2 separate regions of the Mus musculus genome follow, and region 2 is linked to region 1. A link is a loop called in an ENCODE intact Hi-C map of the cell type or tissue named here. Cell type or tissue: gastrocnemius. All regions are shown on one strand. Links, peaks and the distances in the headings refer to the core of each region. The heading gives the core; the rest is flanking DNA. Region 1 overlaps Zfpm1 (zinc finger protein, multitype 1). Region 2 overlaps Banp (BTG3 associated nuclear protein).

The links. Peaks named below come from ENCODE experiments on the same cell type or tissue, not always from the same donor. Only the 100,000 strongest peaks of a DNase experiment are listed, where the experiment ranks them.
Region 2: it touches region 1 in a loop (1.8-fold over the local background); 3 of 42 quality-filtered maps call a loop at or near these places.

Annotation. Positions count from the first base shown.
Region 1 is chr8:122,335,266-122,342,094 of GRCm38, reverse strand. It overlaps Zfpm1 (zinc finger protein, multitype 1), which reads right to left. Exons shown (of 10, transcript NM_009569.4): 10 at 4,233-6,663. The coding sequence ends at 4,904. Among named protein-coding and RNA genes, the nearest start is that of Gm46056, 5.9 kb to the left of the region's middle. In gastrocnemius, for the core only: CTCF peaks have their summits at 3,050 (motif pointing left) and 5,669; a DNase peak (open chromatin) is centred at 5,552; H3K4me3 peaks cover 961 bases; H3K27ac peaks cover 691 bases.
Region 2 is chr8:121,995,347-122,002,175 of GRCm38, reverse strand. Banp (BTG3 associated nuclear protein) reads right to left here. Exons shown (of 14, transcript NM_016812.4): 7 at 4,897-5,136; 8 at 1,045-1,212. Among named protein-coding and RNA genes, the nearest start is that of Mir7237, 21 kb to the right of the region's middle. In gastrocnemius, for the core only: a CTCF peak has its summit at 2,965 (motif pointing left); a DNase peak (open chromatin) is centred at 3,585; H3K27ac peaks cover 1,567 bases.

The sequences.
Region 1 (6,829 bases), core at 983-5,982:
TGCTGAGTAGGGCAAGAGATGTCAGTACACACACACTGCACATCATGCCTGCCTGTAGCTGTAATGGACACACCGAAGGGGACACTGGCCTTATCCCTATGGGGCAATGGGGACTCTATATGTGACTGCAGTGTCCTCCAGTAGTGTGGGTGTATAGTCCTGTACAGTGCCCGGGCTTCACAGTGTGCTCTAGCTCAGTCCCCTTCCCCACTGTGCAGCCTGGACTGCAGCCCAGCACAGTGAGCCTTAGCAATGGCAATGCACAGGGCATCTAGGTTCGCCAATGCCCACTGTGATGGTTTGACTATGCTTGGGTTAGGAAGTGGTGTTATTAGGAGGTGTGGCCTGGTTGGAGTAGGTAAGTGTGTCGCTGTGTGTGTGTTTGTGTGTTAAAGCCTCCTCCTAGCTGCCTTCTTGGCTCCTTCTCCAGCCCCATATCTGCCTGAACACTGTCATGCTCCCACCTTGATGATAATGGACTGATCCTCCGCGCCTGTAAGCCAGCCCCAATTAAATGGTGTCCTTATCAGAGTTGCCTTGGTCATGGTGTCTCTTCACAGCAGTAAAACCCTAAGACACCACCTCAGACAATGCAGCAAATGCATTCAGAGGGGGTGGGGTGGGGTGGCAGAGTGACCTTGAAGATGTCTATAGCCCATCTCAAGTAAGAACTGGGTTGACATAGAGTAGCTGTTCCTCCCTAGCTGACTTTGGGATAAACTGTCCTAGACTCTCTAGTGAGGGGTGACAAGGCTGATCAGTAGCGGGAGCGAGAGAGACAGCAGAGTCTGGCTCTGAAGAGGGAGGAGCCACGAGCTAAGTCATGTAGAAACTTCTAGGGTAGTGGTTCTCAACCTTCCTAATACTGCGATATTGCAGGATATTTCATCACATTGTGAACCCCCAAATTGTGTATTTACTGAAAAAAACCTGGTTCTGGCTGTGGTGTGGCTCATCCCTTAGCACACACCTTTAATCTCTCCGACAGGAAGACAGACACGCCCTTAGTACCCACCTTTAATCCCAAACAGTGAAGGTAAAGTTAGTTTGTAGAAGGAAGCACTAATGTTTGAAAGTGATGTCTAATTGAGTGGCAGAAAAAGTGACGAATCAGAGGAAGATCTGACAGAATAGGCTCTGCCCCCAACTCAGGAGAGACAGGAAAGGGAAGCTACCTAAGGGGCAGTGCAGAGAAGAGGCAGGTTTACTGAGACAGTTATAGAGAGACAGGTTGCAGAAAGGGAACAAGCCAGACACCAGTGAAGCCAGAAGGAGCCAGAGAATGAGGAGGAGTCAGAAGATTTGGACAAATTGCCAGAGTTAGTATGAGCCCAAGCAGAGCACTTCAGGAGACTCAGAGAGAAGCCAGACTGAGTCAGTCAGCTTGGAAAAGAGTTCTGAGCAGAACAGCTGAGTTAAATCAGCCAGCTAGAACCCAGAAAGAACTAGAAGGGTGAGCTTATTCAGCAGCAAGTCTCCGAGGCTGAAAACATTCTAGGCCTAGATAAGATTGTGTGGAGGCTAGAAACTTCCAGGGTAGGCCTAGTGAGCCTCAGAGACAACAGTTACAACAGGAGAATAAAAAACCTACAGTTTTTCGCGTTGTGGTGGCCCCCAACCAAAACAAATATTTTTGTTGCTGCTTTGTAACTGTAATTTTGCTACTGTGATAAATTGTCATGTAAATAGCTGTGTTTTCTGATGGCCTTAGGGACTCCAGTGAAAGGGTCGTTTGACCCCTTAAGGGTCAAACCACAGGTTGAGAACTGCTATTCTAGAGGCTACAGAAATCAAGGTCAGGTTTCTCCTTGGAGTCTTTGGCAGGAACCGCTCCACCGACCCTTGTCCTTCAGCTCCCTGTGACAGCCCAGGGCTCCTGTACATCATGACTATGATAGAATCCACATGGACCGTTTAAGCCACTAGCCTGAGGCCTCTGTTTAAATAGCCACAGGAGCCTTCCACAGGAGCCCATACTACAGCAGCGACAGAGGGCCTCTGGCATCCAGAGTGCAGGTACAAAAGTCTGCAGGGGCTGCAGGAGTGTAGTAAAATTAAATACTCAGAACAGGCAGAGAAGAAAACTCACTGTGGGTGCTTTGCTCCTGAGCCACCCAGAGAATGTGATAGGTGTGGAAGAGGAGACGTGGGAGACCAGGGAAGCAAGACAAATGGCAGAGAGAGAGAACAGACATGATACAAGTTCATCCCTGCAAAACTCTGCATGACATTAAAACGTGGCAGAGTTGGAGTGACATTCAGACGATCTGCCTGTGGGAGGCAGAGTGGGGACATCTTTCCTATGGGAGCAAGAGGTCAAAGGACCTGTGTGTCCTCATAGTCCCAAGAATAGAAGAGTGTCTCCGGAGTGGGAGCCACACTGTAGAAGGACCACTGGAGCCCAGGCAGAGACAAGGCTGGGCTCTCAGGGAAGGCAGCTAGATGCTGCCATGGAAACCTAGATGCTAAAACAGCAATAAAGCATCAAGGAGCAATGCCAGTTCTCAGGAGGCTGAGGTGTGGGGGTCGTGAGTTCTAGGTCAGCCTGAGCTACAGAACAAAACTCTGCCTCCTCTCAAAACAGCAGCAGCAGCAGCAGCAGCAGCAGCAGCAGCAGCAGCAGCATTAACAAAAGCATGCAGCTTACGGTCAAAGCCGTCAGACCGAGAACAGGAACTTGACAGTGTGGCTCACTCTGGTGATGTTGAGGTTCCTGTCATGGAGGGGTGCAGACATTAAAGCTTTAGGAAAGAGTGTTAAATCCCAGTGCCTAGAAAGTGTGCTCTGCAGGTGATGCTGAGGCAGGTGATACAGAAGCATGCTCTGAGGACCTGCCCACCTCTGCCTCCAGCCCAAATGCTCGGCTTCCGGCTTCCAGCTTTCTTCTCAGGCCTGCAGGGCTTCTCCAGAAGTCCGGGAGGCATCGGTGCACTTGGGGTTCTCATGACTCCTTTCTCTTCCTCAGGGATTGTAGCATACCCTTGGTGGTGGGCAGGCCACCCTAGCTAAGCACGGTGGCAGGCCCACCAGGTGCTTCTGTGAGCCATACTGCCCTCTACTGTCCCGAGTCTCCACTAGTGTTGAAATCAAGAGCAGGATTTGATGGGTGGGGTGGGTGGGGTCACAGTCTGCTGGGGAAGGGAGAAAGGTCTAAATGGGGGTCCCCAAAAGGCCCAATGGATGGTATATATTGCCCCAATAAGACATGTATATGAAGTCTTCAGAGGGGAACCATTGCCTGAAGCATGGGACCCCCATTCCAACCGTTCCCTGGTCAGTTTGGGTGGATTTGGACAGAGCTGAGCCCTATGCAGGGCCTGGGGAGGTCATGCTTAAGATCTCCAGGGCAGGGGGCAGCCCAGCCAACTCCGCTAAAGCCCAACTCTATCCAAGGTGCTCTGGCAGGGGCTCGGTACCACTGAGCCTTGATGTTCCTACCCATGGACCAATCCCAGTGCGTGGGGAAGATGTACACCTGGCAGAGGTGAGTGGCTGGGGGCAGTGTTATTCCCTGTTCTCATGGATGCTCATGGGCCAAGCATCGTGAGGTGGTACAAGGGCAGATGGGTTCCATCAAGCCGCAGCGGCAGCAGCTTGGCAAGCAGAAGTATACAACGGAGTGGAGAGTTGGAAGAGGGACCAGAGGGAGAGATGAAGGGTGTCCTGCCTGCAGGGCACCGGGGTGAGGAGGCAGACCATGGTGACCTGAGGCTATCTTGAAGGGAGGAATGTGCCAGGCAGGGTTGAATGGAGCCGGAGTGGCTTAGCAAGCAGGCTCCTGGGCACGTGATGGTGACTGAAGCAGTGCTATGGTGTCGGCTGCACACGAGGAGCTGACATGGGTGGTTTACTTTGGAGACACAGGCAGAGGCTCATAGTGACTGACCTTGGGGTCTGTGACTAGGGACCAACTGCAGGCCATAGAGTGAGGGGCAGGAGGGTTAGGCAAGAGCTGGTGATCTGTAGAGCCCTATAGCTAAGGAACAGGGTAGACTGAGCAGGGTTGGGCTTCCGACAGTGGGACCAGGGAAAGACCCTGTCCCTCCTGCATGGTAAAGGCAAGGGAGGGCAGACTGCTCTGCCAAGGTGGAGAAAGGAGTTTATGGAGTGACTGAGGCCAGAGGCCAGGCCTTGGGCATGAGCATCAGGAAGGTGGAAGGATGCATGGCATTCTGGGAAGGGCCCTTAAGAGGAGACCAGGAGGGATGCTCCAGACTGGGCAGGCCTGTGAATGGACTCTCAGGAACATTTATTCTTGTGTAAACCCAGGTCCATCAGCAGGCCGCCTCAGAAGGCTGCAGGAGAGGTGGACTGGCCGACAGGGCCCGGGTCCTTGGGGTATGGTATTTTCAGGGCTCTCTGTCAGCTTCTACAGCTGCCGGTTAAGACTTACAGAGTTGGAGAACAGCCATGTTCACACCTTCTCAGGGGACCAAGCAGAGAGGCCAAAGCAATGGCTAGACTGCCATTGCTTTGGTTCTGCCAGACGTGGCCTACAGCCGGCCAGCCACGGACTACAGGGGGTATACCCAGGCCCAACTCTGTAGTCATAAGTACCCACCCCTGTTGTGACGGGAGGGGCACTTTGGGACTTGGTCCTCTTTCTCGAAGACTCAGCAAGAACAAGGTTTCACTCTCTCTAGTAGTCTGCAATTGGATGCACTTTCTGGCAGGGCAGCGGGTGAGCTAGAGGCAGAGGAAAAGAACTCTGCAGGGGCGGTTGAATCCCTGGAGCGGGCTAAGTCCTGGAGGAAACGGTGGGGTGCCCTTTGCAGGGCCGCACAAGCTGGGGTATGGAATGAGGCCCACTAGATCTAAGACAACAGGCTGGGCCTCCAGCGAATTTATCACACCGAATGTCTTTATTAAGTGTCAAGGGTCCTGGTGGTGCGGCCCCACAGGCTCACTTTACGTGCTCGGCGGCGTGAGAAGAGCAGTAATACTTCTTGTGCGCGATGAAAGTGGACAGGCTGCTGAACCTGATGTTGCACAGGCGGCAGTAGCGGTGGCCGCCACCACCACCCGGCGCAGGAGCAGGAGCTGGCGGGCCCTTGCTGGGTGTCCGAGCGCCTTGATCTGCTGGGTCAGAAGGCGTATTCTCGGGAGCAGGGGAAGGAGAGCGTGGTGCGCGGCCGTCGGGGCTGTCGCGCGGAGCACGCTCGGCAGGTGTGCGGGGCTCAGCGCCCGGGCTGGCCGCTGGCTTGGCCACCTGCAGGCCGTGTGCCTGGCGCAAATGCTCAACCAGGTCGCCGCGAACGCGCCCGTTGGGCGGGCAGTAGGGGCAGAGGGCAGTGGTGCGCAAAGGCGCGGCGGGGCATGAGTACTTCTTGTGAGCCAGGTAAGCTTCGAGGCTGTGGAAGCTTACGCGACATGCGGTACACTCGTGGTAGTCGGCCAGCGCGGGCAGAGCTGTTGGTGCATCCGGGCTCTGGCGACGCGGCCGCTTGCTCAGGTCTATGGGGCCGTCGGGGACCGGGCTCGGAGAGAGCGCGGGGGCAGGGCCGGCGCTGGCGCTCCCAGGTCTCGGAGAAGAGGGCAGCTCCGCAGTGGGGGAGGGTACAACTGGCACAGGGGCGGGGCCTGCGGCTGGGGGCGGGGCGCCAGCTGCGGGCAGCTCGTACAGCTTGCGACGCCGGCGCGTGCGCACGGGTGGCGCTGTCAGCGCAGGAGCCGCGGGTCCCGGTGCGGTCGTGGGTGCGGGTGGCCGGCGCGGCGGCGGGTCGTGGCGCGAGGCGCAGTAGTAGCGCTTGTGCACAGTGTAGGTTTCGTGGCGGCTAAACCGGATGTTGCAGGCCTCGCACAGCGTGCGGCTCGGATCGTCCTCTGCGTCGTCTACGGAGCTGCCCGGGCTCTGGCTGCCCTCGCTGCCCCGGCCCGCGGCCTCGGCCTCCGGAGTAGTCGTGCCACTCGCCTCTTCCTCTCGTGGCCCGGGCCCCGGCGACGAGCGTGACGGGTCTGGCTCTGCGGCGGCACCTGCGGGCGCGCGGGCCGGGCCGGTGGCCGCTTTGGGTCTGCGCACAGTGGGCGGGTCCTCGGGCGCGCGGCGGCCCGAGCAGTAGAGGCGCTTGTGCACATAGAAGTTGTTGATATTGTTAAAGGTGATCTCGCACTCAAAGCACGTGGCACCCTTAGTCCCCGAGAAGAGGCCAGTGGGTGTTCCCGCTGCGCCGGAGCTCCCTGCACCCTGCTGTAGCCGGTTGTGCACCAACTCGGACATCTTGGCCAGGATCTCCGAGGCCTGTGGCGCCGTAGGGACGGTGGTTGTGCCCGCGTCCGGACTGAACACATATTGTGGCAGAAAGAGTGTCCCGGCCATTGTTAGCTCTCCCGGCCCTGGGCTAGAGCCAGGCGTGGGGCTGGACAGTTCTGTCTTCACCCTGACTGGATTGGGGCTGTGTGGTGAAGGTGTCCGAGACGGAGCCTGGGGACCTGGCTCTCCCGGACCGGAGGCACGGGTGGCTTCAGGCTCCTCTGCAGCCTCCACCTTGATGGTCCTGGGGGCTGCAGGGGACTCACTGCTGCCCCCATTTTGGGGGGGCACTCTGGTCTCTCCGTTGGTGACTTCGGCCTTACTGTCCAGTCCTGAGGATGGGGTGGGTGCCTTGTCAGCGGGAACCAGGGGGCTGTGCATCAGCGAGTGCTGTTGAAAGCCTGCCAGGCTGTCTACAAGAACACAGGGCTGCATGTCAGGCCCAGGGCAGGCCCTAGGTAGGATGTGGTAGGCAGAAGGGATTGGGGTTCTAGGGTTGACAAGGACACCATGTGATGCCTATGGACAGGCCCCTCCCCCCTTCACTTATCCAAGGGCCAGTGAGGCTCCAGTATGGCT
Region 2 (6,829 bases), core at 1,083-6,082, 340 kb after region 1:
CGGATTAAATCACATGGACAGTAACATGGGAGCCACAGTGAGACAAACAGAACTGATGGACCACTGCAGACTGCCACCATGAAGATCCGCTGCTCGGGTAAGGAAGGACCAAACCACAGCCCGCACGGCTGACAGCACTTGGGAGCACATCTTAGGTTAGCTACAAGTCGTGCTCGCCCCATTTAACAGCCACACACAACCTCACCAGACACATTCCTCACATGCCTAAAGGCTCCCTTGGGTTCCCAGGATAGAAGTCCAACTCCCAGTTCTGCGTGCCACCTGCAGCAACACTGCCTACCGGGAACAATGTGTGTGGCCCACACAGCTGCCACCTTAGAGCCTTGGCACCGGCTACAGCTAAGTAACTAATGGCCACTAAAACAAAGGAGGAAGAGCTCTTTCTGGAAGATGCTCAAGGAGGGCTCCAGGTGACCAGCTTTGTAGCTTCCAAACCAGAGTCCCTGGACAAAGCGTGCACTGAAAGGAAGCCTTGCCGGCCACCTGCCCACTGCTGTCCCAGATCCTGAGCAAACCCAGGACTCAGCTTTCAGGAGCTGTTGCTACTGCCAAGAAAGCTATGAAAAACAGTTTAAGAGGCAATTTTAGGATTGAGAGCATAGCTCAGTGGCAAAGTACCAGTGCCAAGATTGCCCAAGACCCTGAGTGCAAGCTCTACACTAGCATGAAGGGAGGGGACGGGCCAACAGGTAGGGCTCAGAGAATGTCTCTGCGATCTTAAGGACAAGCCTGAGTCTATAAGCTCAAACTAAGACTAAAGAGCACAACATGGGCCCTCCGTCCTTCACCCACCGCCACTCTGCAGCTACACAGTAGCTACTGTTAAGGCAGCAGGACGCTCAGAAGATAAGTAACCAGGCAACTCGAGAAAGGTCCCACACTAAATTTTCCTGTTGAGCCTACAGTGTAAATAGGCAGGCCCTGTGCTCTTGTCACTGCCTAGGGAGCTCCCACAAGGCCAGCCTCACTGACAGGGCCAGGACTGATGAACGGAGCTTCGGGACAGCGCCCTCCTGAGCCTACCTGAGGCACTGTAAGAGGATGAGGATGGCGTCCTCCGAGAGAAGCTCTTGACCGCCAGGCTCTGGCCTCGCTGCTTCCGCCGCCAGGCTGTCCGGCACTTGGAGTCAATGCTCTGCTTGATCCGATACCAGTCAGATTCCGTGATTCCAAATTTATAGAAGAGGTGACCTGAAAGAACACGTCCCAGTTAAGAGCTCTCATACGCAGGCCTTGTCCTGAGCCCCACTGCTGAGAGCACCAAACAGCAGCTAAGCTCTGCTAAGAGACCCAGCTGAGCCGCTGGCCTACTCCTAAAGGTCTGACTCATCTTCTAGAAAATCTCACTTCATCAAGGAAGACGCCCATCACTCAGGTCACTGGGGGCAGCAGGACCAGATGCAGGTATTTACCACTCCTCCCGTCGAGTTAGTTAACCTTTAAAGAACCAGGCTTCACTCCAACACCAACGAGTCTCCATTTCTCCCAGGCTTCAGACTCCCAAGCCTGTAACTTCTCTTGCCCTAAACTCACTCACAAGACGACATATACCATCCTAATTGCCTAGGGAATCAGACTCAAAACTGCACTCATACAGGTCTTGCCAAAGCTGTAGTCCGTTACCCTCTGCTCTTCTGTTTAGCCTAGCCCGCCTCAGTCCAGACCAGCAAACAGTACTGTCCCCTCTCCTCATCCAAAACTCCCTCAGTGCAGCACACTTGCTTTCTAGAACACCTTAAATGTACAGGGATCTCACACAGTGTTTACCCTTCCTCCCTTACAAACGAGGGGCACTCAGTAAATTCTGGCCAGCATTCGGGGAGCAGCAGGCACCTGAAGATGTTTGCCCAGTGCTCCCAGCCAGTTGCTTACTCCTTCGTTCTTACCAGGCTGTCTCCTAACACACCCAAGCTCTTAGCACAGGAACCACTTCCCAGAGTTGCCTGGAACCCCAGGGAAGGGTAGTAGCCACATCCAGCCCTGGAGGGTAGAGCAGGAACACACAGCACACAGCAGAGCACCACTGGACCCCAACTGCCGATCCTTAGGAGCACAGAACAGGCCGGGAGCACAGAAGAGCACGCAGAGCCTGGCCATCTCACGACCTCACGCCATGGCCCTCCCTCTTTTTAGAACTTACTTTTTGTATCACCAATCCTTAAATTTGCCAATTAAAATTTATATTTATTAAATTGTGTGTATGTGTGTGTTTGTGTACCCGCAGAGGTCACAGTTACTGGATCACCTAGAGCTAGAGCTACAGACAGCTGTGTGCCACTGCTGTGGGAGTTGGGACTCGAACTCAGGACTGCTAGGAGGAGTAAGTGTTCTTAACCACTAGACCCTGTCTCCAGCCCATGGTCCTCTGTCTGCCACGGCCCAATGACAGCAGGAAGGATGGTAGTGAAGGACGTCACAAGACTTTCTCTTCAACACAGTGACCTCTGTAGCTGGCTTATGCAACTTCACTAAATAACAGGAAAATAAATGAAGAAACTCAAACTCCAATAATCAAAAGTCTAAGTTGGCAAATGTCCTCTTCTGGCTGTTAAAGCCACCGAGTTTAGATCGTCTCCTGAGGGGGAAGTTCTCCCCCAAACTCTACAGCTGCTCTCATCAAGAGCAGCCATGAGAAGGAGTGGAACCCTTTCACTGCCATATTACCTACTGGGCATTAGGAGATGTCTCTGAGTGTTCTGTTTGCATATACTCAGCAATGGCACAGTGACAGCAGGCCTGTGACCTGGAAGTACTTTTCCCTTTCCCTCAGGAGTGAGTTGGCAGCTCTGGTTCTGACTTCCAGGTCATCTCAAATAGACAGAGTCATAAACCACTGAGAAACCACACGCGAGACAAGTGGCTTTAGATATGGACAAAAGCCTCTGTAGGTCCCAGGCCAGTCACCTGGCTTCCAGTCGCAGTCACCACAGAACCCCCTGCTGGCCAACTACCTCATCTGATACACATTTGAAAGCCTCACTGAGTAAGAACACCATCGCTCTTGTGCCTGTTTGTAGGCAAAACCAAGGAATAGGAGAAGCCATCTCACAGTGTCACTTCTGGCTATGTGTCCACCTTCGTCACAGCGGAGGACAAACAAGACGAGGCCTGATGTCATACCTTCCTCTGCTCAGCAGGCCATGCAGTAGGACCAAAGCTCAAAACCAAAAGCCCTGGAAACAACAGAAGCCTCCAGCTGCTGGCCTGTGGGGTCACCTGCTGCCCAAGGTGGTGGAGCACTGAGCTCATGAAAGTCAAGGGCACTGCTGCTCTTCAGCTGTAGAGGCTTGGAGGCAGGCCTGAAGAGGCCTCTGCACGGTGGCAAAGTTTCCCAAGGACGCCTGCAGGCTGTCCCCAGCTCACCCTGGCCCGTTCATGCCTCCCCACAACTCCTCCTAGTCTGTAGTCTCTGACAGCCATTCTAAGCCACCCCTCAGCAGTGACTGGTCCCTTCTGAGAAGAGGTCTCCCATTTGTCTCCGGAACTCAAGCTGCTCTGCCACCAGCTTAAACCAACCCAACTCTTCCCTGGCTCTCTAGGCAAACTGGCATTCTCGGGGCATCCCAAGACCCGTGCCAAGCCATGGCAGACCAATGCCACACCCATATAATGGCCTGTATCCAAGGCATTTGAGCAGCTTTCCCGAGCCATCCTTCAGGACCAGGGAAGAGACAGCATCTGATTATCCAAACTCAGAGAAACCCACATCCCTGTCACTGATGGATCAATGTCTTCCAAAATCATTGGGCAAAAATGCAGGGCCTTTACAGATATGACTGAGGAAGAGGCAGCAGCAGTGGGATCTCTATGAGGAGATAGGAGAAGATGGCCCATGGAGGCCACATCAGGAAGACCCAGGGCCACCACACCAGAGCTAGAGGCAAAGCCCCTGGAGGAGGAGCTGCTGCCCAGCCAAGCTAACCCTTGCCTCTGGGCCTGGGTCTGAATGCTCCAGCACGGACTCTGCTAGTGTGGCCCAAGAAATTCAATATACCCCACAGGGCACCAAGCCAGGAGAGCTCTCTGGACAATGCGCTGCCTGCAACTTACGACCAGGAGACCGTCTCCTCCAGGTAATAGTTTAGGAAGAGTCACTGCACGGGTGTGGTGTGGTGGCGCATACCTTTAATCCCAGCAGTTGGGAGGCAGAGGGCCCACACAGGTAGAGGTATGCCAGTACTTCACCAAATCTCTGTTCTTACAAAGCTAAGGAACCAGTGCACAGAGACTAGCACGGAGCCTGTGGCCACAGAGCCATGGTCATGAACAGCCCGCACTCCTCCTCTCGCACATGGCCTGCAGCTGAGTGAGCACGGGGCAGACCATGATTTGGGGAAGGCAAGGCAGACTCTTGGACAGATGGCCATAGCCTTAGCAGCGCCTGTCTCCCCACCTACTACAAACCCCTGGAGCTAAGCTCGTGTCTAACTGTGGGGTACACTGGCCCAACACTCCAAAGCCGCAGAGCTAATGTCTCTTTCTAAAAAAAGGTGTCAAATACCTACCTGAGATGATGGAAAAGCCAAAGGTGTGGCCCCAGTGAAACTAAACACACAGCCACCCCAGGGGGCGCTGGGGCAGTGGGCATCAAGGAATCCCACCTCTGCTCTCTCCCCAAAAGCAGCCGAAGGATGAGTGAGACTGGGATCTGCAAGTCCCTGGAGAAGCCCATTCCCAGTGTCCCTCTCAGCACAGCAAGCCACACATCTTGTCCCTCTCAGCACAGCGAGCCACACATCTTGCCAAAGCAAATCCTATTTCCAGGATGACCACTGCGCCCAGCATCACTCCCCAGAATGGAACGTGGTGTGGCTTCAGCGCCCTGACCAGCTCCGCCCTCACTGTGCGGACGGCTGCCTCACTGTGTGAACTTACACCGGATGCCGTAGATGGTGAGGGGGTCCAGCTGCTTCTTCCCGTGCTTGCCCTGGCCGGACAAGTTGGACACAGCCTGCACCTCACGGTGGAACAGGTAGTCCAGCAGTGTCAGCGCCATCTTCTCGGCCGTGCGACAGTTGGTGCTGATGTGCAACATGTCGGAAGGGATGATGGCACAGCGTACCCGCATCTCAGGGTTATTCTCATCGCCCAGCCAGGTGCCATTGGGATAGTCCTCTGAGAGGGGAGAAAGGCCGCAGTTAGCAACGCTCAGCTCAGAAGCACGTTCAGGCAGTACAGCCCACAGCCCACATATAAGCTCCCTAGGGCCAGAACACCAGAGCTGAGGTGTAGCAGGCCCAAGCCATCCTGATTGTAAAGGAATACATCAAAACAAGATATGAGCTCAAATAACAGGTAAGTCCCTTGGGCAGACAGAACGAGAAACAATGTCTCAAAGGTGAGCAAGCACACTGGTGAAGCAGTCGAAGCACACCCAGGTTGGAATCCACGGGCCCAACTCATCTGAGCACACACCAGTTGGTGTTGTGTGTAGCTCTCCCTGGAAGCCTTCGTTAAGTCTCTGTCACAATATGCCTTAAAACACTGTATCAGTCAGGGTTCTCTAGAGTCACAGAACTTAGGTCATCTGAAACAAACATCACAGGGGACATGATGGCAGGGTGGAAAATGGGTGTGGGCTCTCAGCTCTAGGTAAGGATGGAAACAGCTGAATTTTAGAATTCAGAAGAAGATGAATAAATAATCTCTTGGTGGCATCAATGATGTATAAGTAGTGAGATGGTTCTCAAAGACAGGTTCTTTTCCAGAAGTCAGCGAGCCCATGCTATATCCAGTAGCCATACAAAGTCCAATGGGCTGGCTATAATGGTACATGCCTGAAATCCCAAAGCTTACAAGATTGAAGCAGGGGTATCATGAGTTCCAGGCCACATAGGCTACATAAGGAGACCCTATCTCAACAAACAACAACAAAAACAGAAGAAGACAGCTGGGGGGCAGGAAAACCATCTCAGGTTGAGAGAGGCCTAGGCCTGCTGTCATCGCTCAGTGATAAAGGGGACAAGCAGGAGGAAGAACTGTCACCCAGTGGGCCATGCTGGCTCACTCAGTGTATTTGCTTCCACAACACACAAATCTGGTGCCCTCTGACCTTCTAGACTTGTGTAACAGTGGAGTGCAGGTTCCCATGGTAACACGGAATCATGTCTCTACACAGAACCAGACAACACCTACCCACTCCCTGTCTGAAACACACCTTTTGTAAATGCAGGGGGGGCATGCTAACTGTGCTAATATGTCAACCCCATGTTACCATCTGAACAACACGTTCTTCTAGCTTTATTTTACAATTCAAGCAAAATAAATTTGTTTTCTTTTCCTGTCATATAAATCTTCAATGATATCATCACTTTTAAAAACTGTTAAAACGAAAACCTTCCAGCAGCAATTTGGATTTTCTGTTCTTCTTTAAAGCAGGTCAGAATACAAACAGCTCGGAGCGCCTATCTTAAGTTCCAGGAAAATAAACTGCAGAGAGAGTACCCCAGGGAGCACCTCCACCTTCAGTGCTACCCAGCAAGCACCAGTGCAGAGCCGGTCTGGGTCTGTTTCAGCTTCCCTCCGCAAGGAAAGCAAACCCTCAAGCAACTCCTCCTGAGCCCGAGCATCGGGCCAGGTCCTCTGTTAGCTCCAGGGCCTTGACCTGAGCAAGTCTTTGCCCACCATGAGTTGGAAGTCATATGGAGCATAAAAAGATACTTTTGTTCCAAACTTACTGTGCAACAACTGTCACTCAGCAACTCAGCAACCAGTGTGGACAGCAGAGATGTCTCAATATGAATCATCACCACCCCTGCCCTGCAAGAGCAACAGACACCACGAACCTCCCGTCACTTCCATCACACCC